3 separate regions of the Mus musculus genome follow, and regions 1 and 3 are each linked to region 2. A link is a loop called in an ENCODE intact Hi-C map of the cell type or tissue named here. Cell type or tissue: heart. All regions are shown on one strand. Each heading gives the region's core, and the rest is flanking DNA. Links, peaks and the distances in the headings are about the cores only. Region 1 overlaps Gm40805 (a long non-coding RNA gene). Region 2 holds the start of Zbtb39 (zinc finger and BTB domain containing 39). Region 3 holds the start of Lrp1 (low density lipoprotein receptor-related protein 1).

Evidence for each region. Hi-C counts contacts between places; a loop is a spot of excess contacts. Peaks named below come from ENCODE experiments on the same cell type or tissue, not always from the same donor. Only the 100,000 strongest peaks of a DNase experiment are listed, where the experiment ranks them.
Region 1: a loop joins it to region 2, with 7 times the contacts of the local background. A loop is called at or near these places in 29 of 42 quality-filtered maps.
Region 3: a loop joins it to region 2, with 3 times the contacts of the local background. A loop is called at or near these places in 2 of 42 quality-filtered maps.

Annotation. Positions count from the first base shown.
Region 1 is chr10:127,931,375-127,942,034 of GRCm38, reverse strand. It overlaps Gm40805 (a long non-coding RNA gene), which reads left to right. Exons shown (of 5, transcript XR_872186.1): 2 at 2,732-2,957; 3 at 3,396-3,551; 4 at 5,572-5,674; 5 at 6,384-6,494. Among named protein-coding and RNA genes, the nearest start is that of Gm40804, 11 kb to the right of the region's middle. In heart, for the core only: a CTCF peak has its summit at 4,401 (motif pointing right); no DNase peak of the experiment used is centred there.
Region 2 is chr10:127,732,242-127,742,901 of GRCm38, reverse strand. It overlaps Zbtb39 (zinc finger and BTB domain containing 39), which reads right to left and starts at 3,372. Exons shown (of 2, transcript NM_198035.2): 1 at 3,240-3,372; 2 at 1-1,387. The coding sequence starts at 1,343. In heart, for the core only: a CTCF peak has its summit at 4,688 (motif pointing left); DNase peaks (open chromatin) are centred at 4,341 and 5,851; H3K4me3 peaks cover 578 bases; H3K27ac peaks cover 825 bases.
Region 3 is chr10:127,615,808-127,626,467 of GRCm38, reverse strand. It overlaps Lrp1 (low density lipoprotein receptor-related protein 1), which reads left to right and starts at 5,320. Exons shown (of 89, transcript NM_008512.2): 1 at 5,320-5,850. The coding sequence starts at 5,781. In heart, for the core only: CTCF peaks have their summits at 2,818 (motif pointing left) and 4,201 (motif pointing right); DNase peaks (open chromatin) are centred at 3,627, 4,257 and 4,687; H3K4me3 peaks cover 1,521 bases; H3K27ac peaks cover 1,427 bases.

The DNA of each region.
Region 1 (10,660 bases), core at 3,270-5,769, 200 kb before region 2:
TTACTGGAAATACTTCTTTCAATAGGAGAGGTGACCATTCACATTTACTGTCCTCTTTGAGAGACATTTTTACCATACTTTGTTCTCCCTGTTAAATTATGTAATTTCTATCCGTCAACATTTTTTTTTTTGTTTAACACAATTATAAAATAGCCTCTTCTAGCTCATATATATTTTCCATGCTAGTATCATTTATCTTAAAAATAAACATTACTGCTTCACCATATCCATGTCAGAGCCCTTGCCTAGCATATGTGGTTCAGTCTCTAGCACAGGAAAAATATGTATATGGTGTGTGCATGAGTGCACATTATTGTATATGTGTATGTATGTGCTTGCATGCATGTATGTGTATATGTATGTATGTATATTTATTGTGTTCATGTGTGTGCACATGTGTGTATGTATGAATATATAGATGTATATATAGTGCACTTATGTGTGCACTTATGTGATATATATATATAATATATGCATATATATATATACATATACAGTGTGTGTGTGTGTACATATCTAGGTCTGTGGGTGGTGTCTGGGATTCACAGCAAGACTCTATAGGGGCAGGGGAAGAGCAAGCAAACAGAATAATTTGACTGAGGAGATGGCTTTCTCAGAGGACCAGAAATCAGTTCCTGAGCCCATGCCAGGCAGCTCACGACTGCCTGTAGTTACAGTTGTAACTGATGCCCTCATCCTCCTGGGTTACCTATAGTCACATGAGCACAGCCTCACACATCACACACATGCACACAATTAAGAAATAAAAGAAGTAAAAAATTGCTTGTTTATTGCTAGCGGGTTAATTGGGAGAATTGAAAAGATAAGAGAACAGCCCTGGGCTTTGGTGGAGGTAGAAGCTGTGGGAAGCAGCTCCAATTCTCCATCTTGAGGTTATTTGAATCTCCGTGCTTCCAAGGATACACACTCCCACCCCTCCCCCCCAGATCTCAGACCACCGAGGATAAGACACTGGCTGGAGGGTGCTGGAGCCCTAGGAGGTGGCAGCTGGCCAGGGGGGCTTCCCAGTGCAGAGAGAATGGCAACTCATAGCCAGGTCTGTTACTGGAGCCAATGCTGATACCAAAGTGGAAGGGTTTGCTCTCATGGCACCGACAGGGGTAGACTGCAAAAAGCTGTGAGGAAATTACCTCTGACTGCTGCAGGGTCTGACCAGGGAGACCTGGAAAGGCTGGGTGAGCTTTGCACAGTAGCCAAGCAAAGAAAGCATGCGCAGGCCAGAGAAAATGGCTTCGTAACCAACTTCATCCATTCCCTAACCCTAACCCTAACCCAAACCCTAAACTCTAAACCCTGACCCTGACCCTGACCCTGAGCCTAACCCTGACCCTGACCCTAACCCTGATCCTGACCCTGGCCCTGAGCCTGAGCCTGAGCCTGAGCCTGAGCCTGAGCCTGAGCCTGAGCCTGACTCTGCCTCCAGCCAATTCTCCTTCTGTTGAGCTTCCAGACTAGAGCAAAGTGATCCCTACCTCTGGGACAAGCCACAGGTTTCCACTGCACAATCAAAACCATTCTCATTCCTTTCTCATAATGAGAAGTGTTTATCAGTGGTGACAGTCACAGTCTCCCTCTCTGGAAAAGGGGTTTATAGTTGATAAAACAAACAAACAAACAAACAAACAGGCACTATCTCCAGGTCTCTGTGTACAGGGATCCGACTCATTATCCAGGTTCCAGAGGCAGATAGCGCTCCACTGGCTTCAATGGTGGTTTCATGTGATGGTGCTAGGTTTACTACATTTCTGCATATTCAGTCTAGAGACTGGATCGGTGTATCCGAAATCTGGCCCTCCTCCACAAGCATTGACTGACCTCACAGAGCTCTTTGAAGTTTGTCTGTGGTATTTAGGGACCCCAGGAAACCAACCATCCTGGTCTTTTGTTTTATACCAGTATGTGCCTGTCTGATTCGCCAGCAAAACAGATGCCACAATAGGATCCTTCTGCACACATTTATTGGGAGAGCTTGATTGCAGAGGCGAAAAGACCCCAAGCCCCAGAACTGGCGCTGCTTATATAGGCCTAGGAGAGGCATGTCTCACACCCGATTGGTTATGCTTTCAGTACCTCATTTACATGTCCACACCCGATTGGTCTATGCATCCAGTACCTCATTTACATGCCTCATTTACATATCTACACCCGATTGGTCATGCATTCAGCACCTCATTTACATACCTCGGTCCAGGCAGTGACTCGGCAAAAAAACTCTACTGCACATGCGCACATTGGTTGTTTACCCAAACTTATGGGTGATGGCCAGCGGTAGCCAGCGCCACCTTGTAATGGCATATGTGGCTTCCCACACCAGTCTGTCCAACTCTTCCTGACATTGGATGACATACTCCATCCTATGGCCTCAATCCATCTGTCCCTGCTAAACCTTGCCAGAATGCTGGTCTGCACCCTAGTGCCATGTCTTGGATCTAACGCTCGGCTCTCCCACCGATTTTACTATTCCTCTTCAAGTGAATGGTTTTCTGTTTATGCAATCTCTACTGGGTCAGCTCAGGATCAGAGCAGCAGATCCTGAGACCATCCCTCTAGTCACACAATAACAACCTTGCCCACATGCTTTCCCTGTTCCTACTTTCCACTCTGATGTTATACAAATGCTCAACTTCAACCTCTCCTGCAGCTGGGGTTTGCAGTGATTGACAGGAGGCATTAATTCTCTTTTTGAATTCTTCCTTGTGTTTTACTCCAGACAACTGGACTGTCCTACGATCCCCTGGCTCAGTGAAGTGAGGTTCTGTTCGTTATTACCGTCATATTGTCAGTGCAACCTCCTTATATTCTGCGAGGTTGCCTGCAACATCTTCCTTTCCCTTCCACTGAATGGCCACATTCCAACCTAGGAGCTTGTCCCTTAAGCTTTAATATATTCGACCTGGAAGATACCTGGATTTGGGAGAATAGACATTGTAAAGGCAGTAAGTGCTTTGCATGTGCGTGTGCATGTGTGTACGTCTGCTTTTGTCTGTCTATCTATGTCTCTCTGTATGTTCATGCTCACATGGGTATGGGTACATTAGCAAACGTGTGTGTGGAGGCCAGAGACCGATCTTGAGAGTTATCCTCAGGAACACTGTCCATCCATGTTAAGATGAGGTTCCTTTCTCTTTTGCCTGGGACTCACCAATGAGGTAGGACCGACTGGCCAGGAATCCCCCTGCCTCTGCTTTCCCAGCACTGAGATTACAAACATGTGCTACTGTGCCTAGTGCTTCTGTGTGGGTTTTGGGTTGAATTCATGTCCTTGAGTTTGTGAGGCAAGGGGCTTAATCGGTTGAGATATCTTCCTGGGCCAATGGATGCTTCTGGTTAAATTTTAGAAAATATTTTAAAAGATTTATTTAATTTTATTCTAGGTGTATGCAGGCAAACTATCCTCTCTGAGCCAAATTTGAGATTGCTGTGAGAAGGGGGTTGAGGGAAGAATCTTTAAAGGTGAAACCACAAGAAGACCTTCAATATCCATGAAAACAAGAAAAAAATTGGCCTGTCTGGCAAGTTAAGTAGTTAAGGTGACTCAAAACAATCTTTGGTATCTTTATAGAAGATTATGTATATATATAATATTAATATATAATATGTTATATGACATATAATACAGAATACATATAATATACACATACATATAATACATATAAACATATACACATAATAATATTAAATGCATGTAATACATATATACATACATAACATATAGCAACATATAACATACAATATACAATACATAATATAACACATAGCATATAACACATACATATTATATACAGTACATATAAGTATACATTTTATATTATATATTATACATTACCTATTACATACTGTATATTATTATTATATTTCATTTACTATGCATTATATATTATACATAATATGTATTATATATTACACGTGATATCATATATCATATAGCATGTTATACATGTCATATGTCATACATCATGTGCCATATATCATATATTATATAACTAGATATATCATAGCAAGTAGATAGTCACAGCTGTACATTTTTGGGTGGGGGTCACTGAGTCAGAGTTATGAGGAACTTATCTTTCAGGGATTTTCAGTCAGAGACAAAAGGCTAGTGGCTACCAAGATGGCTGCCTAGTATAAAATGGAGTTTCTTTAGCTTGCACAAACAATGCTCTACTCCTAGTCAAATATCCTTAGGGAGAGTTAAATTTAAAATAATATTTGGCCTTTGTACTTAGCTCCTCAAGGTCCATCCATGTGGTAGCATGTACCAATTCATTCTCTCTCTCTCTCTCTCTCTCTCTCTCTCTCTCTCTCTCTCTCTCTCTCTCTGTTTGCTTTTTGTTTTTGGTCCGTTTGTGTTTGTTCACGCAGTGCCTGAAGAGACCAGAAGAGGGCATCAGAGACCCTGGAATTGGAGTTGCAGACAATTTTTATTTTTTATTTTTTTATTTTTTCCTGCTATGTGGTTTCTGGGAACTGAACCCAGGTCCTCTGCAAGAGCATTGAAGGCTCCTAACTGCTGAGCCATCTCCAGCCCCTTCCTTTTAACTTTTTGAGGTCAAAGTGTTAGCAAAGGCAAGGAATTAGACTGTTCTAATTTCTGTTAATGTCACGAATTTACCCAGCTTCCATTTCCTCCAGGTCTTGGAGCTTATCCTAGGATACAATTATTTCTTTTCTGATTTGGTTCCCAGCATGATGGCGTTTTGTCCATGAAGAGCAATAAACAAAGCCAGGAAGTCACAGGGACACCCAAAACTAAGCAAATAAAAACAGTTATCAACTCCAGGGGAAACGAAACAGCTTGGAAATGATTGCATAATCCTTATGCTGTAACGCTTCATATCTCTCTGTTCAGTTTTAACCTTGATACTTTGGAAGGGGAGGAGTGGATCGCTGAAACAGATGAAGTCTCATAGTCCACAGGAAGAATCAATAGAAAATGAGACCCACATCAAAAACAAACCGCACAAATACATTGCTTGGAAATGTGGCAGTAAATTAAAATAGTGAGTTGGAAGGCGTCAAAGCATAGCCCGGTGTGGAGTGGGAAGTGGAGAGGGAAGGAAGTCGGTCTTGCTCGGGGCTGCCTCATTGTCTTTATAGAGCCACGACACATGCTTCTTGATTATGGAAACACATTCAGAGAATGTGCTAGTGGTTGTCATCCTTGTACTAAAGTCGTGGAGTGTATTATACAAACTTAGACGGTCATGACACAGTGACGTCTGAGGTGACGTCATCTTACGAACCGCGGCCTCTACGTGGTCCGCCATTGGTGGACCGCAGCACACACGCAGCAGTGTTTGCATGTCTGTGTGGCTTCATGGTGTCTGTAAAAACCACACTTCCAAACAGAATGAGAGAGAAGGGTCTCATCGTTTTCTAGAAGCAAACTTGTGCTGCAGCCCTTGAAGTCGTGGTTTGGGGAAAATGCCAGAAGTATAAAGCAGAAAAGAACAGCAAGTACCTCGCTCCCTGAAGATAATTGCTCGTAAGACTGCAGCTCAGAATGTTTCCTCCCAGTCCAGTACTTAACCCAGCTCATTTCTTTTGCAGCTCAAGATTCAATTGAACTCAATCAGCCCACGCTGGGCATTATGCCCAACTGCAGCGTTAGGTGCTCAGAACGAGACACGGTCCTGACCTTTCATTGTTACAGGTTAGATTTACCACAAAGAAGCAATAGCAACATTTGTTGATTGCCTTGAGACATCTTTGCATTAATTCTTAGAAACTACATTCATTTATTTGGGAGAATAGGGGTATCGTGGTGTGCATGTAGAGGCTTGTGGAAGTCAGATCTCTCCTTCCACCATGTGGGTTCAGGTAATTGAGTCAGATTGTCCAGCTTGGCTGCCAGTAGCAAGACTCTTTACACGATGAGCCATTTCTCCAGGCCACTTTCAATTCTTATTAACAAGCCGATATTGTATCCATTGAGCTTGCCCCGGTGACTCCAGAAGTAGTGGGAAACTCTGCCAAGGCCAGTAACATACTTTCCAAAAGAAATAGACACAGTCTAAATCAGTCATCTATTAAGTCTAATTCTTGGTATATATTTGCCACATGTGATTACAGGCCCTGACTTTGCGTGAGTTACCCTAGTCATGGCTTCAGAGTAAAGAAGGTAGAGGGCAGTGAAGTTGCCGGGTGACCACCAGATGACTGACTTCTTGCAATTTTATAATCCTAATAATAAAAGTTATAAGCTGAGCATAGTGGTACATTTCTGAGTTCCCATCACTTGGGAAAGGGATGCTGGAAGCTTGTTTGAAGTCAGACTGGGCTAAACAGAGGATCTTGTCTTTGAAGAACTGAAAAGAAGACTCAAATTATGTACGTTTTAGAGCTAATTGTTGTTTTCACAGGTAAATTCTCAGCTCCAGTGCCTGCTCGCCACCGTGTTCCCTTCCACGATGATCATGGACTCAACTCTCTGAAACCATAAGCAATTTCCCAATAAACTCTTTCTTCTGTAAGTTACCTTGGTCAAGGTGCCTCTTCAGAGCAAAAGGAATGCGCCTAAGACAGCTGGTAGGCAAACGGGCTTTAGTTGAGTTAGATCTTGGCTTTTTGAAACAGAGTTTCAATGTGTGGCCCAGGCTGGCCTTTCATTCACTCCATAGCCTAGGATATCCTCAAACTTGTGATCCTCTGCCTCTGCATTTAAAGTGCTGAAATTACATTTTATTTCCCATTTAAATGCTATTCTTTTTTTGTTTGCTTGTTTTTTTGTTTTTTGTTTGTTTGTTTGTTTGTTTTTTGAGACAGGGTTTCTCTGTGTAGCCCTGGCTGTCCCGAAACTCACTTTGTAGACCAGGCTGGCCTCAAACTCAGAAATCTGCCTGCCTCTGCCTCCCGAGTGCTGGGATTAAAGGCGTGCGCCACCACGCCCAGCTTAAATGCTATTTTTTCATTTCTTTCATCTTTGTGAACAAAAGGGTGACCCCAAGCCTGGTATCAAGACTGTGTTAGTTTGTTTTCTTTTTGTTTATTTGTTTGTTTTTTTGGTCAGCTTGACACAAGTTAGACAACAGTTGAGAAGAGGTAACCTCGCTTGAGAAAATGTCCCCGCAGGATTGGCCTGTAGGCAAGTCTGTGTGTTGGGGGGTATTTACTTGATTAATGATTGAAGTGGGAGAGCCACTGCGGGTGGTCCCCCTCCCGGACAGTCAGTCCTCCCTGGCTGTATAATAAAACACGCTGATCAAGCAAGCTTGAGTAGCAAGCCAATAAAATGTGTTCCTCCATGGCCTCTTGCTTCAGGTTTCTACCTTGAGTTCTTGTCCTGACCTCCCTTCATGACCTACTGTAAGGAATAAGATGAGATAAACCCTTTCCTCTCTGGGTGTTTTTTTTTTTTTTTCTTACAGAACGTCAACAGGGGAGTGGGGGGCTTGAGAGATGGCTCAGCAGTTAGGAGCATCGACTGCTCTTCCAGAGGTCCTGAGTTCAATTCCCAGCAACCACATGGTGGCTCGCAACCATCGTAATGGGCTCAGATGCCCTCTTCTGGTGTGTCTGAAGACAGCTATAGTGTATTCATATACATAAAATAAATAAATGATTCTTTACAAAAGAAAAGAAAAAAAGAAAAGAAAAAAAGCCAACTAGGACAAATAACCAGAAATATGCTAAATTAAAAAAGCTAGAACTACAGTTAAAAATGCCAAAACATCCTGAGTACCAGCTGGACCTGGATTGCTTATGACCCTGTCTTAAACAAAAAAAAACCAAACAGGGCGGGTGAGACGGCTTATCAGAAAAGGAACTTAAGAAGAAATATGATTCCAGGGAGTGTCCTCTGACCTCCACAGGCTTGCCATGGTGTAGATACGCTCACATATGTACACAGGAATAAGCGTATAAATAATGAACTGGAGAGATGGCTCAGTGGTTAGAGCACTTGCCACACAAACATTATGATCAGAGTTCAGATCTTGGCGTTCCCAGAATTCACAGAAATGCTGTGTGGGTGTCAAAGCCTGTGATTCAGGACTTGGAAGTTGGAAACAAGGGATCCCTGGGGCAAGATAGCAAGCTATACTAGCTGGTGTCAGCGAACTCTGATCCAAGATGTCACCCTCAGGTCTCCACAAGCCTGTCACACACACACACTACACATGAATATCGATACACCACATGGATGAATGCACACAACACGGAAAAAATGAAAATAAATAAAAACCTCTAAATTCCCATCTGCGTGAAAGCTGAACTGTAGTTAAATCTTTCCTTCCGCCAAAGTCTTCACTTAGAGAGGCCAAGCTTTTCCATCAAGGCCCCCATTGGCATACGGAAGGCCAAACAGTACGAAACCTAACCGGCAACATCCAATTCATGCCTCATCAGGGCAATATTTAAACACTGTCTTAATTTTTCTGCCGCTTTCCAATTGTATAATGGCAGCCAGTGTATAGGCCTAAGTTTTATAAAATAAATTTTTTCTTTTTGCCTTTACCCTGGAACTAGGACATTTTAAATTACAAAAATGTATTTGTAGAGTCACTGTTGGGTATTTTTGCAATTGTGAGCAATATCTCTAGATACAACAGCAAGTGATTGGGAGGCCTTATGCAAGAAGCTCCGAGGAGAGTCTGTTTGGAAAGTATCAAGATAATAAAGTCCATTCCATCAATCTTGTCAATTTAGCTACATTATTCTAACATCAGTCCTAACTTAGAGAGTTTGCAACTCTATACCTGAATTATGTTTTGATTTTACCTTAGATTACCATCTGGAAACAGTCCTTTCAAATCTACATTATCTTCCTCAATACAAAACAACTGAAGTTTGATTATGAAACTATAACTAGTCTTCAACCCTATCAGAGATCCAAGAATGAATTACATATTATCTGAATGTATAGGAAGCACAAAAACATAGCTTCCAAAACTTAACCAATTTGCAGAGACAGCTGGTACCTGGACAGTCCCCTATATTTCTTATAATGTTGGAGCAGCTGTCTTCAGCCTTCTGGCTCAGAACCATCTGACAGACCTTACATGAAGCAGGAATAATGGTTAGTATGGTTAATAAAGTCATAACAACTTTTTGGGAGTAGGGAACTCCACTGCTCAATTAGAAAACCACACAAGACAAATATCACACAAGAGAAATATCACACAAGAGAAATATCAGTAAATAAAAGAAATGTGGTTGATCCACTGACTAAGAAAATGCCAAGTAAAATAAGAAAGAATTTGCAATAACCAAGGGGCTGTTTGCTTCGTCAGCTCGAGTGTCCAGGCCTGGCAAGACCTCAAAGACCTGGCGTTCACACACTGTGGGCGGGGTTGCCCTCAGCTGCGAGTAGGGATAGCTGAGTGTCTCCAGGGGGCTGCAGCTGTGCTCCATCCTTAGCATATCCTTTGCTGTGAAAGTCTTTTGGTTTTGTAGTTGTTATTGATTTGGGACATGGTGTCATTACGCAGCCAGGCTGGCCCCAAGCTCAGGATTCTCCTTCATCCTCCCAGATGGTGAGATTACAGACATGCATGCACCATGATGCCCAGCTGCTGCTGCTGCTGCTTCTGCTTCTGCTTCTGCTTCTGCACTTGATCTTAGCCAAAAGGCCGAGAAGCGATGCTTCTGCTTCTGCTTCTGCTTCTGCTTCTGCTTCTGCTTCTGCTTCTTCTTCTTCTTCTTCTTCTTCTTCTTCTTCTTCTTCTTCTTCTTCTTCTTCTTCTTCTTCTTCTTCTTCTTCTTCTTCTTCTTCTTTTTTTCTTCTTCTTCTTCTTCTTCTTCTTCTTCTTCTTCTTCTTCTTCTTCTTCTTCTTCTTCTTCTTTTCTTCTTCTTCTTCTTCTTCTTCTTCTTCTTCTTCTTCTTCTTCTTCTTCTTCTTCTTCTTCTTCTTCTTCTTCTTCTTCTCCTCCTCCTCCTCCTCCTCCTCCTCCTCCTCCTCCTCCTCCTCCTCCTCCTCCTCCTCCTCCTCCTCCTTCTTCTTCTTCTTCTTCTTCTTCTTCTTCTTCTTCTGTTGTTTGAGACAGGGTTTCTCTGGATAGCCCTGGCTGTCCTGGAACTCACTTTGTAGACCAGGCTGGCCTCCCAAGTTCTGGGATTAAAGGCGTGCGTGCCACCACACCCAGCTAATGCCCAGCTTCTTAAGCATTTCCGTTCGCAATCATTCCGAGTGAGTACTTTTGGGGAAAAAAAGAGCCAGGAAGTGATTTGAACCTGTGGTTATTTCATTTCTCAAATTGCTGTAGAGTCTGCATTCAGCTTAATTAAAAGACTGGCTTTTATGTTTTCAACCCTATCTGTTCCCTTCACACTTACCCTGCCCCCCCCCCCACAAAAAAAATTCCTCAGTCAACTGACAGGCTTTTTCTTTCTTCTAGCTTTGCCAACCCCATGCTCAGTTCTCTGTTGACTCCCTTTCTTGTTGACAGGATTTTGCCAAAAATAATATGGCCTCTTGGAAAAAGCTAAAATCTCTCTCCCCAAACTGGCCATCTCTGACCCAGTCTTTCCATTTGATTCTGTTCTCTTGTGAGCGAGACACCATTAGAAGAGCCACAGATCCCCTTCTTGGGTTCTGATGCCAAGGTTGAATGTGTTGGGGCTCCTTTTGGGTCAGATCTCCTCCACTCTTTTGAATTGAATTCCTGGATCTGCTGGATGTTGCGTTGCATTTATGCCACGC
Region 2 (10,660 bases), core at 3,649-6,148:
GAGGCTGCCCCTGGAAAGAGACCCAGTTTCCCAGACAGGGGTTCACTGGGGTGGACAATGACGTTGTTATCAAATATCCCATCCCGCCGGTGCAGGGTCAGCTGCCACTGGGTGAAGAACTTTGTCTCACACATATCGCAGGAAAACAGGAAGATGCCGATGTGAGACAGGACATGGGTCACCCGGGAGTTTCGGTCCTGGAAGTGGGTCTCACAGACCTTGCAGTTGCCTGTGAGCAAGTCTACGTGGTCCCGCGCATGCTGCCGTATCAGCTGAATGTTGGGCTCTAGAACTTTCTTGCACACCTGGCAGGGCATGGCCTTATTCTCCCGGTTGTCACTGTCACCGAAAGCCAGGTCGTCCTCGCTGTCGTCGCTCAACTCAATCACCTCCTCTGCGGTCCCGATGTCTTCGGCCGGGTCCTCAAACTGCAGGTCCTCGTCCCCCACGTCGTCCAGCTGGAGCTCATCCATCTGCCCAAAGCTTGGATCTCTGGAGTGGTCGCTATTGCTCAAACAGGAGTTGGTCTGGGTTGTAATGTCTACCGCGTTATCAGAGGCAAAGAAGGTGCTTTTACTGAAGTCTCCGTTGCTTTGAACTTTGTATGGCTGGCAAGAACTCGTGCTGGTCTGGATGCCTGTGCTGACCATGCCTAGGACTGGTGGTGGGGTTGCCACACTAGGAACAGACGTGAAGGGAACAGGGGTGTCGTGGTCTTCCGACTTTGGTGGCAGTGGCAGCTGTGGCAGGGGCAAGCCATGATTAGTGTCACCCGAGACACTCCGCTCTTCCTCTTTGTAGCTTCCTCCTGCATCAGTAGGCAGCACATAGTTTCTATCAGGACCGAAGTGTTCCCCACTCCCCCGGGACTCTCCAAGGGGGTGGGTGGGATCTACTGAGGGACAACTGAGAGTGACACACTGGCTGTCGCTGGTGCTGGTCAAGGACTTGGCTATTGCAGTGCTCTCTAGGTCTGGGAAAGTGGAATGGCAGGCTCGCAGCAGATCCTCCATACCCAGGCGTTCAGCGACCTCATAGATGACCCCAACGTTGATCAGGTCTGTGAAGAGCTCTGATGTATATACAAAACTCAGGATCTTCTCAAAGTTGGCAGGGGTAATGAAGTCCACCACGTAGGTCCGCGCAGCATCTAGCCCAGTGTTTAAGAAGAGGTTCTGGAAGTAGCCAGCTGCGCACGCCAGCACGGCTTTGTGGGCGGGGAAAGAGCGGCTCCCCACCACGATGGTGACATCGCACATGGTCTCTGACAGCCGGCACTTGTTGAGTTCCTTCAGCAGGTTGTTGGGGTGGTTGCTGCTTTGCAGTTTGATCCTCATGCCCATCTTAGCAGCTCCTAGGAAGATGCCTCTGTATCAGCAAGATCAATCTGTGGGCAAGACAAGAGAGCGACACATCCCTAAACCAGGGCTCTGTGCAGGAGAGAAATGCACGTTCTCAATGTGTCCTAGCTGAGGAGGAAGGAGTGGACAAGGAAAACTGAAGCAGAAGATAACAAGGGGGGTGAGTGGGGAATGACCTTCACCCTGCACAGACCCAACCACAGGATCATTGAAACAAAACGAAAAAGAGATGAGAAAAAAAAAATCAGTTAGCTTGGTCCTGAAAGTCTACGGAGCTGGGGCTGCAGAGACAGCTCAGCAGCTGAGATCATCTGCTGTTCATGCAGAGGACCCAGGTTCCGTCCCCAGCACCCACATGACTTTATCTCTAGTTCCAGGAGATCCCATACCTTCTTCAGATTTCTTCAGGCAACACACACACACACACACAGAGTACACTTACATTCACAGAAGCAAATACTCATCCACACAAAACAAAAACCAAATAAATCCTTAAAAACAAAATAAAACAAAAAGAGGCCAGGTACAATAGTAGATACCTATAATTGTAGCACTTGGAAGTCTGGGACGGGAATAACAGGAGTCCTAGGATAGCCTGGGGTAGAAAGCCAGACTGTGTGTTTTTAAAAGAGGGGAGTGAGCTATATGTGTCTAGCTAGGAGCCTTCCAACTGAATGGATGTTCAGCCCTCAGTACAATCCAAACAACAGGCTCGGGTTTCTTTACTAACTTCTTCCTAAATCAAGTTTTTCTTTCTATCATTAAGTCTATTCTCTTTCCTCACAATGCCAAATGCCAGGAATATACTTGAACTATTATCAATGCTCCATTAGCAGCTAAGGAAGAGGTAACGGTTGCACCTTTACTTGTCTGCCATAGCTGTCCTTTCCAGTCTACAAACAAACCTCTCAGCTCTTTTTTTCTTTTCTTTTTGAGATCTTATGTAGCCCAGGCTGACTTTGAAATTGCTCTGTTACTAAGGATGATCTTGATGGCATTATGATACTCCTACCTCCATCTCCCAAATGCTAGATTACAGATAAGAGCCACCACCAGCCCCACCTCAAAATCTCAAACTCTTGAATCCCCACCTCGCCCTTCATGGGATACTTGCCTATTCTCTGGTCCTTCCCAGACCCCTTCTGGATGCTAATTTCTCAAACGTTACTGTATTCTGTGGATGAAGCTAAACTCATAGCCAAAGCAAACACAACTGTGGTATGTAACATTACTTAGGTACGTTGTATCTGTCTTTACCAACTATACAGTAACAACTGGATGCCTTAAGCAAGGGAAAGATTCCTGCAAGCGTTTTTAACATCACTTTTCCCCCATCTCAGGTCTTGCACACCTCGGAGAAACAACTAGTCACATGCGTGTGCTTCGCACAACTCGCCCTGAGCAGCACAACCCTTTTCTCCATCGCACCAGGTTCTACCAACAATTCCCAACTTTTCCCGGGGGCCCAGCACTCGTCTGAGTATTGTTGGGTACCAACCACGCGTCTCCCGGGCCCTGGCGGTCACTCATCCACGGTGGGAGGCTCCGGGCACCCCATGGATATACAACTTGCAAGGAGTACGCCCCAACCAAAGGTCTGCCCGTGCCGCGGTCTCCCCGCGATCCGCCAGGGCAGGGACAGCACCGGGCTGGGGCGCAGCACCGCCGGGAAGGCGCACCTCGGTCGCCACAGACAGCGCGGGCTGCCCCCGTGCGACCCAGGCCCGGCGCCGCGGGAGCCGGCCGAGCGGAGGCCCGGGAGCCGCGGCCCGGTCGCCGGGAGGGAGGACAGGGCCGGCCGGGGACACCGGCGGGGCGCGCCCAGCCAGGGCGACAGAAAGGCCGAGCGGGAGTCCGGCTGGACCCGATCGCGCTTACCCGGCTCCGCGGGGTCCGAGCACCATCGCCGCCACCGCCTCACACAAAGGCCCCGGCCCGCCGTGCCCGGCCCGACGAGGAGGCGGCGCCGCCGGCCGCGGCCAGACTCTCCATCCGCCGAGCCGCTCGCCGCGCCGGCCCGGGCCGCCCCCGCCGCCCGGCCCGCAGCGCCCCCCGCCGTCCCGGAGGAGGCAGCGCCCCCCGCCGCCCGGCCCGCAGCGCCCCCCGCCGTCCGGGAGGAGGCAGCGCCCCCCGACGGCCGGGCGGAGCCACGAGCCCACACCAGCCCGCTCGCTGTGGCGCCTGGGGAGTGAAAAGCAGGTCCAACCAACCCTGTCCCCCAACAGCCTCGCAAAAATCTGTGTGCTTGTTCAGTTAATTTATGACTCCCGCGAGCTTTCTGAGGGCAGGGATCTGTGGTTTTGCCAGAGCTCCACTTTTGAGTTCTGCTTGTCACCTTGCCTTGCACACATATAGGCGCCTTCTAAAAACCTGTGTGCGGGTGCAGGTATGTGACTGTGCGGATGGGGGTGAGGGGGGCGGGGTCTGACCAAGCCAGCTCAGTCAGTCAACCGGGTCTCAAGGGAGGGAGTGAGGATTGCAAAGAAGAAAAAAAAATTGACAAAACTATAACATGACTCCAGCCAGTGCTGAGGCTGAGGCTGAAGCAACTTTATTTTTTTAGCTTTTATATCATTCTAGGTACATCCAAAAAAAACAAAAAACATGGTTCTTAGACCAAAGACAAAGTAATCAAGAGAAGTAGTAAACAAAGAGATCACACACGGTAATGATTAAGCATAGTAGCAAACAAAGCCCCACAGTCACCGTTTCTCACGTTCTTATCTGAGCCTACTTCCTTGTCCGAGCCCAGTGACAATGCCAAATTCCTGGAAGCAGCACCAGACACTCTCACCAGGGGTAGATGATTAACGAATGGAGTATTTCAGGTTAGATCCCCAGGAAGCTCTTCTGATAGCCCAAAACGGACCCTCCTTCCTGGTAGATGGCCAGATGGAGTCACTCTGTTACCTGGACCGTGGCAACCCAGGTGTCTTCCTAAACGGGTCCGTCCCCTGTCTAGAATTCCATCACTGGCCTCCTCCCTTCTCCTGAATCTGCTCATCAAATGATCCTGCTCAAGACTAGCCATAAAACCAAAGCTCCCCTGCCTACGTCCTTACACAGCCTAGACAGCCCAGGCTGGCTCCTTCCCATCCTGCCTCGCCTGCCAGCCAGGCACAACTCCAGCCCAGGCCTGTGTCTCATGGCCAATTCCAGCCTATCTGTCCTCTCTCTTTCATATCTGCCATAAAAGCATTCCCTTTGTGGGCTGGGGAGCTGGTTCAGAGGTTAAGAACACTGGCTGCTCTTCCAGGGGTCCGAAGTTCAATTTTCAGCAACCACATAGTGGCTCACAACCATCGCTAATGAGATCTGGTGCCCTCTTCTGGCCTGCAAGCATAAGTGCAGGCACAATGCTGTATACATAATAAATGTATTAATAAGTAAATCTTTTAAAACAAACAAAATCCTCCCTTTTAGCCATACCAGGGAATGACTATGTTGTCCATCCACACGAAAGTATCAGAAGGTCAAGGTCACCCTCAGCTACATAGCAAGTTTGAAGGTAGCCTAGGCTACATAAAAGCCTGTCTCAAAAGTTTTTTTTCTGTGTTATTACCCACTCCTGGGTTCCTAAAACGTGAAAGGAATTGGACAGTGAAACGAGGGTGATGAGTGACAGGAGATGCCTCTCAGGTCCGACCTTTAATTTAGAGGAAGGCACACTCTGTGGCATAGCATTCAGATAGGGCCCAGCACATGAAGCTATGAAAATCAGAGAATATTCTGTCTTTGAAGTGCTTGTGTTGGGAATTTTCCTGTCTGGACTGGATGAGTTCAGTCTCTAGTTTTGACTTTACAGAGGCATGAACTGTCTCTCTGATGCAGCCACAGCTGCTGATAGGATCAAGCTTAGCACATACTGCCTGGTGGGATGTGCCAGGGGTGTGTGCCACCTATTCCTGCATGCTGGGTTCTTTCTCTTGTTCCCTTTTGGTGCCTTTTGACCTTGACTTTCTTACACCCAAACTCCTGGTCTCCTAGACACTGCTTCTGGCTCAGCACCATGACCCCCACCACTCCGTTTTCTGAAGCTGCCCATTAAACGTTTGTGTTTACGCCTCTATTTTATCATCGTGGTGGTCCGTGGTCAGGGGAGCTGCTTCCTGCAGTGGGCAGTGGTTACCTGCAGACTCAGACCTGGTAAGTGCAAAGAATAAGTAGTTAGTTACTAAGTGTTCGGTCCAGAGTGAAATGTTTGTAGTATCCCGGCCAGGGCTCAAGGAATCTGAGACCAAAACAGGAAAAATGTACCTTGCGGTTAAGAGTTCTGTGTGCACTTGAGATAGTCAAAAGGAAGTTCCTGTTTGTCCCACTTTAAGTCCTTGCAAAATAAAGTTTCTGTTTACCATTAAGAGTCAGTTCCTGTTTCTTAGGCCTGTGTAACTTGCGTGCAACCCCATGCACATGACACCCATCCTTTTTCCCTTCTGTTCTCACCATGTGTGTCAACCAATCCTCTTGGCCCTGTGAACACCTTATCTCTCCAATAGAAGAGCCTTCCAAAGGCCGGCAGGGACTGCTTACTCAAATCCCGACTTAGCCAACTGGTAGCCAGCTGGCCTGTCCTAGGTTCACCCAAAAATACAGCCTGCTTTAATTGGACAGTCATGGACTTGACCTTTTCTCCTCCTGAATGTCAGGGTTAACAAAATATGACAGAGGCGAGGAAGAACATATACAAGAGTCAGGGAAAGAGGGGACTGCTGTAGATCGCCATCCTTGGAGCATGACAACGCATTTGTCCTCTTGAATTATTCTACAGCTGTGACTGACTATATCTGCATTAAGACTGGACTTATGGGAGGGAAGGGCTCTCATGAGGTCCCACCCCTTTACAGGATATATAGGCAGTGTCTTTGTTAGGGTATAGATTGCTGTGATAAAACACTGTGACCAAAGCAACTCGTAGAGGAAAGACTTACTTTACCTGGCTCACAGCTTATGTTCTATCATAAACGGAAGCCAAGGCAGGAACCTGGAGGAAGAAACTGAAGCAGGGGCCATGGAGGAACTCTGCTTACTGGCTTGCTTCTACTTCAGAACCTCCTGCCTAGGGGGGGCACCACCCACCTTGGGCTGGTCCCACCCACATAGATCTTCAACAAGTAAATATCTCACAGGCTTACCCACAACCTGGTCTCATGGAGGCATTTTCTCCACTGAGGTTCCTTTCTTGCAGGTGACTCAAGCTTGTGACAAACTGACAAGAAACTAACCAGCACAGGAAGTTATTGGCTGCTGGGATGGAGGGCAGCCTCTATCTCCCTGAGGGTGAATAAGTAGTTAATGATTGCTGAGATTATTTTCTTCGGTGATGTCGCCCCTGTAAGCTACCCAGACTTTATTAATAACCCCTCACTCCTGCTCCTGTAAAGCCTAATTAAACACATTGCTTCACCAGGCTAGACTTGAAACGCAGTCATTTCTTTGGTCTGTCATTGGTGACTTATCTGGAATGAACAGTCATTTGTCTCCCACAAAGGTTCACTGTGATGGTTTATATATGCTCGTCCTAGGGAGTGGCACTATTTGGAGGTGTGGCCTTTGTTGGAGTGGGTGTGTCACTGTGGGTGTGGGCTTTAAGACCCTCATCCTAGCTGCCTGGAAGCCAGTATTCTGCTAGCAGCCTTCAGATGAAGATGTAGAACTCTCAGCTCCTCCTGCACCATGCCTGCCTAGATACTGCCATGTTCCCACCTTGATGAGAATGGACTGAACCTCTGAACTTCTAAGCCAGCCCCAATTAAATGTTGTCCTTATAAGAGTTGCCTTGGTCATGGTGTCTGTTCACAGCAGTAAAATCTAACTAAGACAGTCACACAACAGCCATGGAACCTGTTCTTATGGTTTGGGGTGAGGCGTTTCAGTTTGCTCTTCCATGGAAGAGTTCCTTTCAGGTTGGTACTATGTTCCAATGACAGGACCAGCTCCCACAGATGGGCAAGGCAGCCCCCTGAAGTGGAAGTCTCTGGTTGTGTCATTTGAAGCAGACTCATGGTGGTGTTTTGCTGAGGCAAGACTCATGAGAGGACATGTGATGTTTGGAAAAAGTGTAAATAGGATTCAATGGACAGTGACAGGACCCTTGCATGTCTAGCCTTGCAACGCTTTGCTGAGAGAGGCGTGGCAGAGAGCTGTTCCTGGTGTCCTGGCCAGCCCTGGTCATTCCCACCTGACTCAGTCAATTTGGAGGAGGCCTGGCTGTTTCTGCTGGATCCCGCCACCACTGCTGATTCGTGTTTGCTACCCTGACACTACTGGACTGGGCTGCTGGTATCCTAATAAATGGAGATTGCAATCACCCCAAAGAACTTCTGAAGCGGTCCACACCCCCTTGTCCTAAGCCTCCAGCCCCCACAGCTCAGACATGACTCCAGAGGGACTCACAAGATCTGTTCAACCTCTTTCACCAGCTGCCTTTGGAGTATGGAGTCCAGTCAACTTCACCAGCTAACAAACCACATGGAAGCTGTAGTTCATAATGTATACTGTTCATTATCTAGAGATGTTAAAGTAAATGACAGTCACAACGATGCATATGCACAAAGCCAAGTGGGAATTTAGCCCAGAGTTTAGTAGGGGGAGGGTCTCACTGCTCTAAGTAAAGTAAATAGGATTTTGAAAAGACGGGTGTGGTACCAAACACCCATTAACCCAGAGTTTAGAAGGCAGGGGGAATTTGGGGAATTGAGACCAGCTTGGGCTACATAGTGAATTCAAGGTCAGCCTGGACTGGGTTACATGGAGGTTCGGGGGTTCGGGGTGGGAAAGAAAGGGAGGAGGGAGGAAGGGAGGGACAGAAGATAATATACAGAGAGAGAAAGAGAGAAAGAGAAAGAGACTGGTTTTTCCTGGAACTGTAGTATTTGTTAGCTCCACCAGAGAGCAACCTCTCTGCATTTATGGTCTGCTTGGCTGACAGTTGTCACATGCAGCTCAGCAGACATGCCGGACTCCAGGTTTGAGCAGAGCCAACCCTTCCACAGCCCTAAGGAATTCTCCCAGAATGTCTCAAATACCCTGCAGACAGTCCTTTTGGAAGGTCCGAGAGATGACTTGTGGGGAACGACCCTAAAATCTAGAGTGGGGTCATTTTTCTTTTCCCCAGCATATTTTTATTGATTATTTGGGAATTTACATATCCCAATCACACACCCTGTTTTCCAAGGTTTGTTCTCCCACCCTAGTGCCCCCTACCTCAAAAAAACAAAAAACAAAAAAAAAAACAAAAAAAAAAAACCACACATAAACATAAAATACAATCTGTGCTGCCCTTGTTGGAGCATGGTCAAACTCCCAGCAGCCAGCCCCTCAGAGATAACTGAGTCCTTTCCCATCCCCCTCCTCACTCCCGGAAGCCAACAACCTCCTGAAGGACCCTCCCCAACAGCATCCTGTGTAGACCCTTCCCCCTTTCCTCGGGGGTGAGGGAGAGGTTACCAACATCTCATTCTCCCTTATAGCCCTCGTCACCATCAAGTGTGGTCATGTGAGCCGGCTATGCATGGACAGCTTTCTCTCCTTTGCCCATTGTGGTGCTGTCAGTCAAAGGAGGACCCAGGTAGAAACAAGAACTTTCCCCGGGGCAGAAGAACTGCAGGAATCAGCACCGGCTCCAAAGCCCTGACCTGGTGCTGCCTGGTAGGTAAGGCTGAGTGTCAACTCTGCATTTCTCCTGCACCTGGCCAAGGCTAGGAGCCTGGGGACCGCCCATTGGTGGCATGGGATCATCAGCATATCAGAGTGATAAAAGAAAAGACAGGCACACCCAACCATGGCATGTCAGGCCACATTCTGGACTCCACTGTGCCAGCATTGGGAGGTAATTGACTGCTTTACCCTTTCATGGCTACAGCAGCCAGCTAATCCTGAGGACATTTGCTTCTCCTTTGGCCTCTGTAGTAGCCTCCCCATCTTGCCTACATCCCAACTGAATGTAGCTGTACCTGCTTGTCCACAACCCTGCCATACTACAAAATCCATGTATGGGTATTGTGGGTTGTTTTGTTTTGGGTTTTTTTTTTTTTTTTTTTAGGAGAGGGGGGGATGACTCTGTAGTGGCTATTCCTGGTTGTCAACTTGACTATATCTGGAATGAACTGTAATACAGAATTGGAAGGCTCACCTGTGATCCTAATCTTGAGGCTGGGAGATACAAGTTTCTGACCCAGATCTCGGTGTGGAGATTTTGAGGCATAGTGGCTATGAATCCCAGGAGACTAAGGCAAGGAGATCTCTGAGTTCAAGGTCATCTGGGACAAAGCAAGTCCCAGATCCAAGGGTAGTGGCACACACCTTTAGTCTGGGCCACACCTTCTGCTGGAGACCTACATAAGGGCATTGGAAGAAGGAAGATGCTCTCTCTCCTTCACCTGCTTGCCTTGTGGGACTGAGCAACTGCTAGATCCTTGGACTCCCATTCACAGCTGCTGCTGACCATTGTTGGGGAGTTGGACTACAGACTGTACATCATCAACAAATTCCCTTACTATATAGAAACTACCCATAAGTTCTGTGACTCTAGAGAACCCTAATACAGGTTCCATTTTTTTATTGGTCCCAGATAGAGAGGACAAGAACAGACCAAAGACACACCTGTGTCTGAGTTCAGCTTGATGAACATTTAAGTTTGGAGTTTGAAGTTACAGCCAAGAGCACATTATGTGGGTAGCTGTAGCTATGTTGTGGAAAAGCCTCCCAACACCACCCCAGCATGGGTGACACTCATGAAAGTCTCGTCCAGTGGAACTTCCAGGCAGCTACACTAAAATGAGCCTCAAGGCGTCCCCTGCCATAGTTTACTACTTCACATCCTTGGGGGGCGGGACAGGGATTCCTTAGCCATCTCGCCCTTCACATGGGAATGTTAATAAGCCAGTCTCAGGAGGGCCTCATGCACCAGATATCACAGCTGCTCTGATGGAAGACAGCAATAATCAGATGTAACCTAGAGGAAGCAGCCAGTGACAATGGTTGCCATCTTCCCCAGGATCTGTTAGAACCCACGCTATCATTTGGAGTTGCTAAATGGATTTTCTCGGGTTCCGTTTAGACACACAGGCAAGCCTTTCAGAATGTCTGCTTTCCCTTTATCTGAACTGGCCTAGGCAGGTTCTTGATTGTTAGTAACTATCCAAATCTGAGGGTTGGTTCTTTTTGTTTTCTTGAATCAGATTCTCACTTTGTGGCCAAGACTGACTTCAAACGTAAGATCCTCCTGCCTCGACTTCCTGAGGGTTACAGTGTGTGTCAAACTGGTGTCTGTCTGAATGCTAGCGTTTCAGGGGTCTGTC
Region 3 (10,660 bases), core at 2,772-5,271, 120 kb after region 2:
TTGAGAGCCTATCACCATTCTTGGCAGCCTGGTCATGAACTTCAGAAAATTCTTACTTGATTTTTCCCGTTATAGATTATAATTCAATTCAAAGTGTATGAAGAGGGGCCGTCTTAAGGAAAGTGGAGGAGAGAAGACACTGAGAGACAAAGAGAAAATGAATAGTGAACATTGTAGTAACACCACAGAGAGAAGATGTTTATAGGCTCATCCTACAGAGAGGATGCTCACACTCATCCTTCTCCTCTACCCAGCAGACATCCCTGGTGCAGCCAGTTTCCTCACCAGTCAATCAAGAGCTGAGGCTGAGGAAAAAAAATCCTAGCACTTGGGAGGCAGAGGCAGGCAGATTTCTGAGTTCGAGGCCAGACTGGTGTATAGAGTGAGTTCTAGGACAGCCAGGGCTACACAGAGAAACCCTGTCTCAAAAACCAAACAAACGAGCTAAGGCTTGGGGGGTAGGCACATGCACATGGGAAGGGGCCAGGGGAGCATCGGGGGGGGGCATTAAAAGAGATGAGGAAAAAGTCTCTGCTCTAAAGGAGTTTATGGTCTGGTGGTGGACAAAGGATCCATAAAATTAAGTGCTAAACTCTAGATTCCAAGACCATGATGATTACCAGTGAGATTTATTCTGTTTAAGATAGGATTTTACCAGGTAGCCCAGGCTGGTGTGGAAAGCCCCCTTGTGTCCCTAACCGTCTTCAAACTTCTGATTCTCCTGCCTCTGTTTCCTGAGGTTTTGGAAAATAGGCTCGTGCCACCATGCCTGGCTCTCTGAGTAGCTCGGGAATAACAGCAGAGCTTTTCAGAGGAACAGAGTCACGATTGGCTTGGCTAGAGAGAGATAAGCATTCTGCCTTCTCACAAAGCCAATGTCAGCTGTTCATATACCAGGACAAACTAAGCACCCAGCCATCAAGGAGCTTCAGGAGGTTAATATGAAACATGGTCTGGGTCTGTACAGATAGCGTGGAATGAGCTCAAGGCAAGCTAAGGTGAAGAACGTAAGCTATGAAACCGTATATACCAGCTCCTCTGTGACTTTAAAGGGTATTATTTGTAACTGTACACCGCTAAAACAAACAGGCTTCCTTGAAGACACTTCTTCTTCTTCTTTTTTTGTTTTTGTTTTTGTTTTTGTTTTTGTTTTTTTCGAGACAGGGTTTCTCTGTGTAGCCCTGGCTGTCCTGGAACTCACTCTGTAGACCAGGCTGGCCTCCAACTCAGAAATCTGCCTCCCAAGTGCTGGGATTAAAGGCGTGCGCCACCACCACCCAGCTTGAAGACACTTCTAAGGCATATTCCTAGTGGTTTATCTGAGGGTGAGGCCAGAAGTGGGAGTTTAAGAAGTGACAAGTTTAACTGGGCATGGTATGACGTACCTTTAGTTCCAGCAGTCATGAGGCAGAAGCGGCGGCATTTGGGTCTCTGTGTGGTCAAGGCCAGCCTGGTCTACAAAGCAAGTCCAGGACAGTCAAGGCTACACAGAGAAACCTTGTCTCATAAAATCAAAACCAAACAACAACAACAAAACAAAATAAAACAAAACAAAACAAAATAAAAAACAAGGAAAGAGAAGTGACAAGTTTATTTTCTTATATTACAAGTTTTACTAATAATTAAGTATCACCATTTTTTGTAATGCAAAGTTAATAAAAATAAAAACATGGGGCTAGAGGGATGATGGCTTAGCAGGTTAATAGTCCAGCTACTCTTCCAGAAGACCTGAGTTCAATTCCCAGCACCCACATGGAGACTCACAACTGTCTGTAACTCCAGTTCCAGGGACTCCAGCACCCTTACACAAATAGACATGCAAGCAAAATACCAATGCATAATAACAAAAAAAAATCATTTTAAAAAAAGAAAGAAAATAAATTAAAATACATTCATTGGTATTCAATAGATAGCACAGGCCCAGAACAGCGGCCGAGGGCAGGTTCTGGATCGCCATGGCTGACGGAAGATCTCACATTTGACCCGTCCTGTTGAATTTCCATTATTTCTGTTACAATTCCAGCCTAAACTACTAGTATTCCCCTACCACCACCTTTTCTCATGCCCACTGTGGGTATACACATCTTTTTTTTTTTTTTTAATGTAAATTGGTGTGCTGCCTGCATGTTTGTCTGTGAGGGTGTCAGATCCCTGGAAGTAAAGCTACAGACAGCTGTGAGCTGCCAGGCGAGTGCTGGGAATGGAACCCAGGCCCTCTGGAAGAGCAGCCATCTCTCCAGCCCCCTCCTCTACCCTCTTTTGAGACGGGGTCTCATGTAGCACAGGCTGGTCTAGCTCTTTCTCTATAGCCAAGGATGGCCTCTGATTCTCCACCTTGCTCCTTTAGCCTCTACCTCCTTGGTGCTGGGTTTACAAGTGCGTGCTACTGCATACAGTATACAGTGCTAGGCTTTGAGCTCAGGGCTTTGTGCATGCCAGGTGAGTGCTCAGTGGTCTGAACTACATCCCAGTCCTTGGAAGAGGCTTCCTAAGAGGTGGCAAGGGTGCTGGAGGCATGGCTTGGTGGTTAAGAACCTGCTCTTCCAGGTGACAAGAGTTGTGTTCCCAGCACCCAAGTTAGGTGGTGGTGGCGTCAGCTCAAGCAGGGGACCTGATGCCTTAGGTCTCTACATACTCACACATGAATATAGTTAAAAACAATAAAAACAAAAATCTTTTAAAAATTTTTTTTAGAGGCTGGAGAGATGGCTCAGAAGTTAAGGGCATTTGCTGCTCGCCCAGAGGTCCTGAGTTCAATTCCCAGCAACCACATGGTGTCTTATAACTATCTGTAATGTAGTCTGGTGCCCTCTTCTGGCTTGTAGGCATATATACAGGCAGAACATTGTATAAATATCTATCTATCTATCTATCTATTTAACCTGAGTGTTCTGTCTGCTCATCTACCTGCATACCAGAAGAGGGCATCGGATCCCATTACAGATGGTCTCCAGCCACCATGTGGTTGCTGGGAATTGAACTCAGTACCTCTGGAAGAGCTGTCAGTGCAGTGCTCTTAACCGCTGAGCCATCTCTCCAGCCCCCAAATAAAATAGTCTTTAAAAAAATTTTTTTTATTCATATCTGTGTGTAGAAGTGTGCACCTGTGTGCAGGTCCCCATGGAGGCCACAAGAAGGCATCAGACCCTTTGGAGCTGGAGTTACAAACAGTTATGAGCCAACCCAATGTGTGTGCTGGACACTTAGGACCTTAGTAAGAACAGCAAGAGCTCTGAGCCATCTCTCCAGCCCCACGTCTCTTTTCTTTTCTTTCTTTCTTTTTTCTTTCTTCCTTTTTCTTTTCTTCATTTCTCTTTTCTTTTCTTTTTTAATGTGGTTGTTGTTTTGAAGGGTAGCCACTGAGACAAAGAATAAAAGGATGAGTGTTATCGGAAATACCCAGGACAGGTCCATGGAAGAGACGCGAGGTGAGAAGGTCAGGAAGAAGATTCATCTGTGTAAGCCAAGCGGCAGGCTCTTAGCCTTCTCAGGCTACAAGCTGCATGGTAGCTATTGATATCTTTTTTTTTTTCCCTGTCAACGTTGCCTGAGGTCAGTTTCAACCAGATTTTGCTTGGACCACAATATTGGGTGGAGACCTAGCAGAAGCCTGTGAGCATCCACTAAAAATATTTAGTGACTCCATGCCTGGGCCTGGCACTGTATTAGGCCATGGAAGCTGGATAAAAGAATAACAGACCACCCCTGCTGAGAGAAACCCTGTGCTAGAAAAAAAAAAAAAAAAAAAAAAAGGAGGAGGAGGAGGAACAGGAGGAGGAGGAACAGGAGGAGGAGGAAGAAGAGGAAGAAGAAGAGGAGGAGGAGAAGGAAGAGGAGGAGGAGGAAACCTTCAGTATATTTCAAAAGGAAGAAAGACATCAGGCCTCTACTTGAGCACAGGCTGGAAACTGGACGGAGGAAAGATGGATCCTGAGAGTCCAGCCTGGGAGACTATACAGTTAGCCTGTCCGTGAGCCGCATAAGCTCTCATTGAAGAAAGGCTCTCAGTCATTAATGGACAAGTCTATTTTCTGCCAGTGACAGGCTGGAGTGTGTGTGGGGGTCACTCCTGTGGAGTTAGTGTACTGGTCCCTGGTCTTTAAAGTTCATCTCTAGCCAGGGATGTCGCCTGCTGAGCTTTCCAGAACTTTCACTTCAGGTCACAGAGAAAGTCAGACACTAAGGGTTACAGTCTTCAAACGTCGCCCACAAGAGGGCAGTGGCCGGAAGCACGTTCGCCGGCCCTAGGAACCGCCCGATGCTTTCTGGACTCCAGAGTACCGTTCCCAAACCGACTGAGACTGGGGACAAAGGTCCGGCACTCAGCACACAGCCCCCTAGGACTGGTGTCTGGTAGCGGAGCTCTGGAGTCCTTCATTCCAACTCCCTGTAGTTTGGCATCTGAAACCCTGACTTGGTGGGAGGCCAGTCAGAAGGTATCAAAAACAAAACAAACAAACAAAAAAAAAATCGAGCCTGACCTCTCAGGGCGAAAGGGGATGGCTCTACCCCAACCCCACCCTCTGGTGAGTCACCTCTCTCCAAACCAGAGCCTGCCTCTCCTGCGCCCCGTGCCAGGCGAGCAGGGCTGGGCGGGTACTAAGGTGGGCTCCATCCCTGAGCCCAAGGCGGGCCGACAAGCTGCAGCGTGTCCCCGCGGGTGTCCCTGTTTACTCTGAGCCCTGGAGCGAGGTGGGGGCGGGTCCATGTGGCCACTCCTTCACTCCGCCTCCTGAGGACGCAGGCCCCAATCCCAGACCGGTTCTTACAAAGTCTCCAAATCAAAGCTCAGCCTTTCCCGCACCTTCCCGGCGGACCGGCCACCCCTGCCCCCACCCTAGGCTAGGGAGGCACTGTCTGGGTTTCCCCAAGGAAATCAGGCCTCCGCCTAGACAGCGGCTCGGGACCCCACTGAGGGGATCTGAAATCCTGGGGTGTGACATAGAGTTTTAAAGAGGCACTAGAGCGCAGCTCTCCTTGCCCCTTACCCCATTCCCACCCTTGGCTCTACCGGCTCTAGGGAGCGCTGGGATGAGGTAGACGCAGTTAGAGGACAGGGTGCCCGGGGACTCCCACTCTCGGACCGCTTCCCAGAACTCCAAAGCTTGTAGCGCCTCCGACTCCCCCTCCCCAGGGCAGCGCGCCAAATCAGCGCATGCGCACTGTCAGGATTGCCGCGTAGCTCTTTCTCCCCCCCCCCCCACCTCTTTTTTTCTTTCCCCGCCCCTTCCCTCCTTCCCTCCTCTCCCTGTCCCCTCCCTCTCCCCTCTGAACACCCCCCTCCCTCCTCCCCCCCACCCCCCCCCCCCGCGGCACTTCAGTCAGGGGAGCAGCGGTGCGAGCTCCAGGCCAGTGCACTGAGGAGGCGGAAACGGGGGAGCCCCTAGTGCTCCATCAGGCCCCTACCAAGGCACCCCCATCGGGTCCACGCCCCCCACCCCCCACCCCGCCTCCTCCCAATTGTGCATTTTTGCAGCCAGAGGCGGCTCCGAGATGGGGCTGTGAGCTTCGCCCTGGGAGGGGGAGAGGAGCGAGGAGTAAAGCAGGGGTGAAGGGTTCGAATTTGGGGGCAGGGGGCGCACCCGCGTCAGCAGGCCCTTCCCAGGGGGCTCGGAACTGTACCATTTCACCTATGCCCCTGGTTCGCTTTGCTTAAGGAAAGGATAAGAATAGAAGAGTCGGGGAGAGGAAGATAAAGGGGGACCCCCCAATTGGGGGGGGCGAGGACAAGAAGTAACAGGACCAGAGGGTGGGGGCTGCTGTTTGCATCGGCCCACACCATGCTGACCCCGCCGTTGCTGCTGCTGCTGCCGCTGCTTTCAGCTCTGGTCTCCGGGGCCACTATGGATGGTGAGTGAGATTCCGGCGGCCCCCATGGACCCCTGGGGGCTCCCCCTCCCCAACCCCCACTCCTGCGTCTGGATGGGGAAGGGAGACGCGGGAGGGGGTGCCTTTTGTTATCCCAGTCCAGCTGACACAGCAGAGGCCTGACTGGGGGCGGGGATGGGGTCTGATTTGGGGGATGGGAGCCTGGGACAAATGATGCTTCCAGGGCCCCCCAGCTCAGACAAAGACCAGAGGCCTGGGTAGGAAAAGAGGGCTCCCCCTTTTTCTGATCTTGGGATTAAGAGGCCTTCTCTTCCTATCTCTGGTACGGGAGGGCCTCTGCCTCCCCTACATCCTCCACCCTCCCGCCCCCCCACCCCCATCTGAATTGTGAAGGAATCCGGATTTGCTGTGTACCGCTGCAAAAGGGGGCGGAGGGCCTTTTGCAGTGGACTCTGAAGGCTGGAAGGCAAAGCCGGCTAGGGGTGCCCTGCTGGCCAAAGGGCAGGCAGGCCGAGAAAGCTGTGGGTGGGGATAGGCAGGGCCCCCTGTTTGGGTGTGGAATGAGCCCTGCATCCCAGGCATGGAGGCCCGGGTCCAGAATCCTGGGCTGCCTGCCTGGGTTCCGAAGTGAGCAGCTCCCCGCTGAGGGCCTCAGTCAGGAGCCCGGTTGAGGGATGGAGGGGTCTGGTGACGCTTATGGCTGGCTTTCCCTTCTTAATTCCTGGGAGCTTTAAGATGAGAGGAAAAACGTCAGATGTCATCATTCTGGAAGAGACTGGAGAATGGTCTGGAACGCTGGGGAGGGGTTCAGAGGAAGCTCTGTCTCCCCGATTTCAGGCTTGATCACAGTTTGGGTTGGAAGGAGAGTTGGAGGTTGGGATGGGGGTTATGACCATGCCCCCAATCCTGCTCATTTAGTAAATGTGTAAAGCCCAGCCCTGTCTCACTTCATACATACACTTTGTATATTAGTTAGGTTTGGGCTGCTGTGTTGTTTTGGGGGAATTGCATGCCCCTCGTCCCTATTTCTGTCAGCTGTTTTTCCTCTTCCATGAGTCCCCAGTTCAAGACTTGCCCAGGCTTCACGCTGGGGTCATGGGGTTGAATTGGGCTGGGTCCCTAACTTGAGAAGGGGTGAGATTTTGTGACTTCCTGTCAGGTTTGCCTCTCACTGAGGACAACAGCTTCGTAGCATCTTACAGCCCTCCTCTGCCTTCAAGAGCTTGCCAGGCCGGGATTGGGAAAGTTTTTCTCTGAAACTAGATTATGTATCCTCCCCCACCCCTGTCTCTAACTTGTTTCAGTTGTGGGAGGAGGACAAGAGGGTCAGGAGGCAGCTGTGCCCAGGAAAACAGTTTACTCAGTGGCCTTCAGTCATGTCATGTCGGGGACTGTCTTGTCTAGCTGCCACCCCTAATTTTCTGCCTGCGATGAGGAAAGAGACTTTGCCCTGTCAGGCAAGCCTGTGCAGCCACCCTCTGTCCTTCACATCTAACGTCATCCCGTGCTTTCTTCTTGGTCTCAGAGCTGGGATGGGAGAAGAAGGGAAACTGAGGCAAAGAGCTTTGGGAAGAAAATGTATTAAGCAAGAAATGGACCTGCCAGAAGCCCTGTGGAGGAGGGTGGATGGAATCAGGTAGAAGGGAAAGATGCCCGTGGAGATGTGTGGCTCATTCAGTGCTGGGTCCTGGGAAGCAGAACCCCCAAGACCCTAAATGCTGGGCTAAGTTGATAGGTGGTCATTGAATGAGGAACTCTGACACGTTCCCCTTAACTGTCTCTAGCCGCGTACCTCTAAGTCTCCAGTTCATTTCAGCTCTGCACACAGTTTCTCAGGGCTGGGATAAAGGTCAGTGGTAGGGTATTTGTCCTAGTGCACGGGATGCCCCCTGTTCCATCTCTGGCAAGAAATACAGTCCGAGAGAAAGGACTACCTCCTGGGGAGGAAGAGAGAACCTGTAGAAAAGTAGACCCCGTGCATTCTGGAGCTCTTAGCCAAGCCCTCTAGACACTGAACATTCGTCTTGGCTTTCTAGAGAAGGACCCTTCTGCCTCGACCTACCTAACAGTTCTAATTGCCCTTCCTGTTGCTCAGGAATAACTCTAGGGACCGCCCCATACTCTCTTCCCTCTGTGTCTGAAACTCATCCGGGAGTCCTTTGCCTTATGGGGTGAGAGGCTTCACTTCCTCCTGGTAGACACATTTGGATACATTTGTAGCCAAGGAGGATGGAAAAGGCAGAGAAGGATCATTGACAGCCCTGCTGAGATGGGACACTTCGTGGTGGAGGAACTTGACAGGCAGCCAGCTCAGGGAAGACAGCTGACTTCTTTCCCCAGCTCTCTCCTCTCCAGCGTGAGCCGGCATGTTAGTAGTTGCTAGGAAAGGTGGACAGTTGATGTGAGTTATGAGGTTGAAGTGTCAGCCTCCTGTCTTCCTGGAGAACGTTCCAGTTCTCTATTCCCCCTGTTCAGATCCAAATCCTAAACATCCCTTCTTCAAAGCCAGGCACGTGTAGGAAATTCATTGGGGCTATTATTTTGATGTTGGGGGCTACTTCACAAGACTTTTTTCTTTTTCTTGTTCTCTGTGCTTTTATTTGTTTTATTATTCTCTATCACCTGCCTTTACTGGGCCTTCCAACCTTGTCACCCCAGGCCCAGCCCTAAGTCAGATCCTTTCCAAACTCATACCCTCTTCAAACCCCTTCCTGGGGTTGGGCACAGCTCGGTGGGGGACGGGGTGGCAGGGCACACATAGCATGCTTAAGGCCCTGGATTCTGTCCCCTGTACCAACAAAACCCAAATCAACCAGCCATCGCTTACTATTGCAAAGACCTTCCTTATCCCCATTTTACTCTTAATTGCAAACCAAAAATGTATTCTCTCACACACACCCTGAATTCTCTTCTGGGGGTCTTCCCTGCCCCTTGGATTCTTTACCCTGCCTGTGATCCAGGTCTGAGCAGGAGAGCTTGCTTGTCCTTGGGGAACCTGGGCTGTTGAGTGGGACCATGCAAGGGTCCCAGAGTTGGTGGTGACTTGTGCCAGGGAACCTGGTCCCGCCTCCTGTGTTCTGTCCCAGATTTCAGCCTGGTTAGCAGGATCCTGCATTGTTTGGAGAAGGAAGCAGTTGGCTCTGGAGTGTTTCCCGTGCTGCGACCTCATGGCACCAGCGCAGAGCCTCCCAGAAGGTGCTGAGGGGCAGAGAGAAGGGATTCTTCATCACACTCCCATGAGATGACAATCCCATGCCCTGACTTCCCTGGCTGAAGAGTTTGACTTCCATGTGTGTTGTGTGGGGATTGGGGGAGACACCCTCCCACTCTGTTAGAGACAGCAGCCTCTAACCTGGACTCCCATTAGTCAAAATGTTTCTGATGCTGGGACTTTGTCTCCCAAAGCCAGGATATGTACTGCCCTCCACTCTGTCACAGGGAGAGGGGGTCATTTTCTGGGTTCACCCCAGGAGAGCTGTGTCACCCTCTGGGCAACCTCTGCCCTGAGCCCACTTCCTGTCTTTTTTGGCTGTCTGCTTTGCTGTGTGTCTGCTCTGTGTCTCTGGCCCTCTTGGTTCCTACCCTTTGCAGCCTTTCAGCTTTGATTGTTCTCAGTCACTGTCTTAATTTCTTTTGTCTAAGTCTGACTTCTGTGCAGTCCCCTGGATCTTGAAAGCTACTGGTAGTGGTATTTCTCCTGGGCTTTCCTGCCTGTCCCTTACCTTCCTGGACCCAGATGGTCCCCTCCAACTTCCTCTCTCCTAACCCTCCTCACTGATTTTGGGAAGTGTCATTAGGGCACATATTTCTGGAACAACAACAACAAAATGAAAAAAAAATTGATTTTTTTTTTTTGATGTTGTTGTTGTGGGCTAAAAGGGAGGACTGGAGGTATTTCAGAAAGAAAAAAAGGAGGTGAGACTTCTAGTAGAACTTCCTCCTAATGGAAAAGACCTAGAGAACAGGTCAGGAGCTTAGGTCCTTACCACCAGTGAGCGGTGAGCGCAGGCCATGTGGGCATGGGGGAGGGCCAATAACGGACTCAGCCTTGGGAGAAAGAGGTTGACCTCCGCAGGCATTCCAGTGGATCTGGATTTTATTTGTGGGGGAAAGGAAGAGACAGGGTCGTGGGTCAGGCTGATGTCCTGCTGAGTCAATATTGACTCAGGATTGAAGGGTAGACCCTTCTCTTCCCCTGGCGGTCCAAGCCACCCTGTCTGTCCATCTGTCCCAGGCCGCAGAGCAGGGTTTCAGACTCAGGAATGACAAAAATGTGTCTGAACCTCACTGAGCAGGAAGGAGCCACTGGTAACACCCAAAATACATAAAATTTGGGGAAAGCTCTGTGTTGGGCAGGAGGCCTTCCCTGCCTGGCTCTCCTCAAGTATTTGAAAGCTCAGATTCCTGCAGTCTGTCCCCAGCTCTGCTTGTTCTCTTAGCTTAGCCATGCGGTTTCTCTTACAGAATGTCCCCAGACCTATTAGAGGGTTCCTAGCCCTCTCTCTACCCTGTCACTCTCCAAGTGGCCCAGGGTCACTTTCTTGCTGTTCCAGCCTTCTGTCTCCTGTCCTTCAGGAAGAATGCCTGGGGCTCCCAGGGGTTGTTGAAGGGCAGGCACTGCTTCTTTGGAAAGTCTCTGTCTGAGACTATACTTTCTCCCCCTTCCCTAGCCAAGCATTCTGGCTCCTGCCACCACCCTACCCCAAGGTCCCAGAGTGGGACAGAAGAGATAGCCAAGGCTTGAGCCAGGCAGTGGGGTCTGTGTTGTGTCTGGATACACACCCAACCCCACACCTCCTGGCCTGCCTGGCTCCAGCTTGGTGGCCCTGGG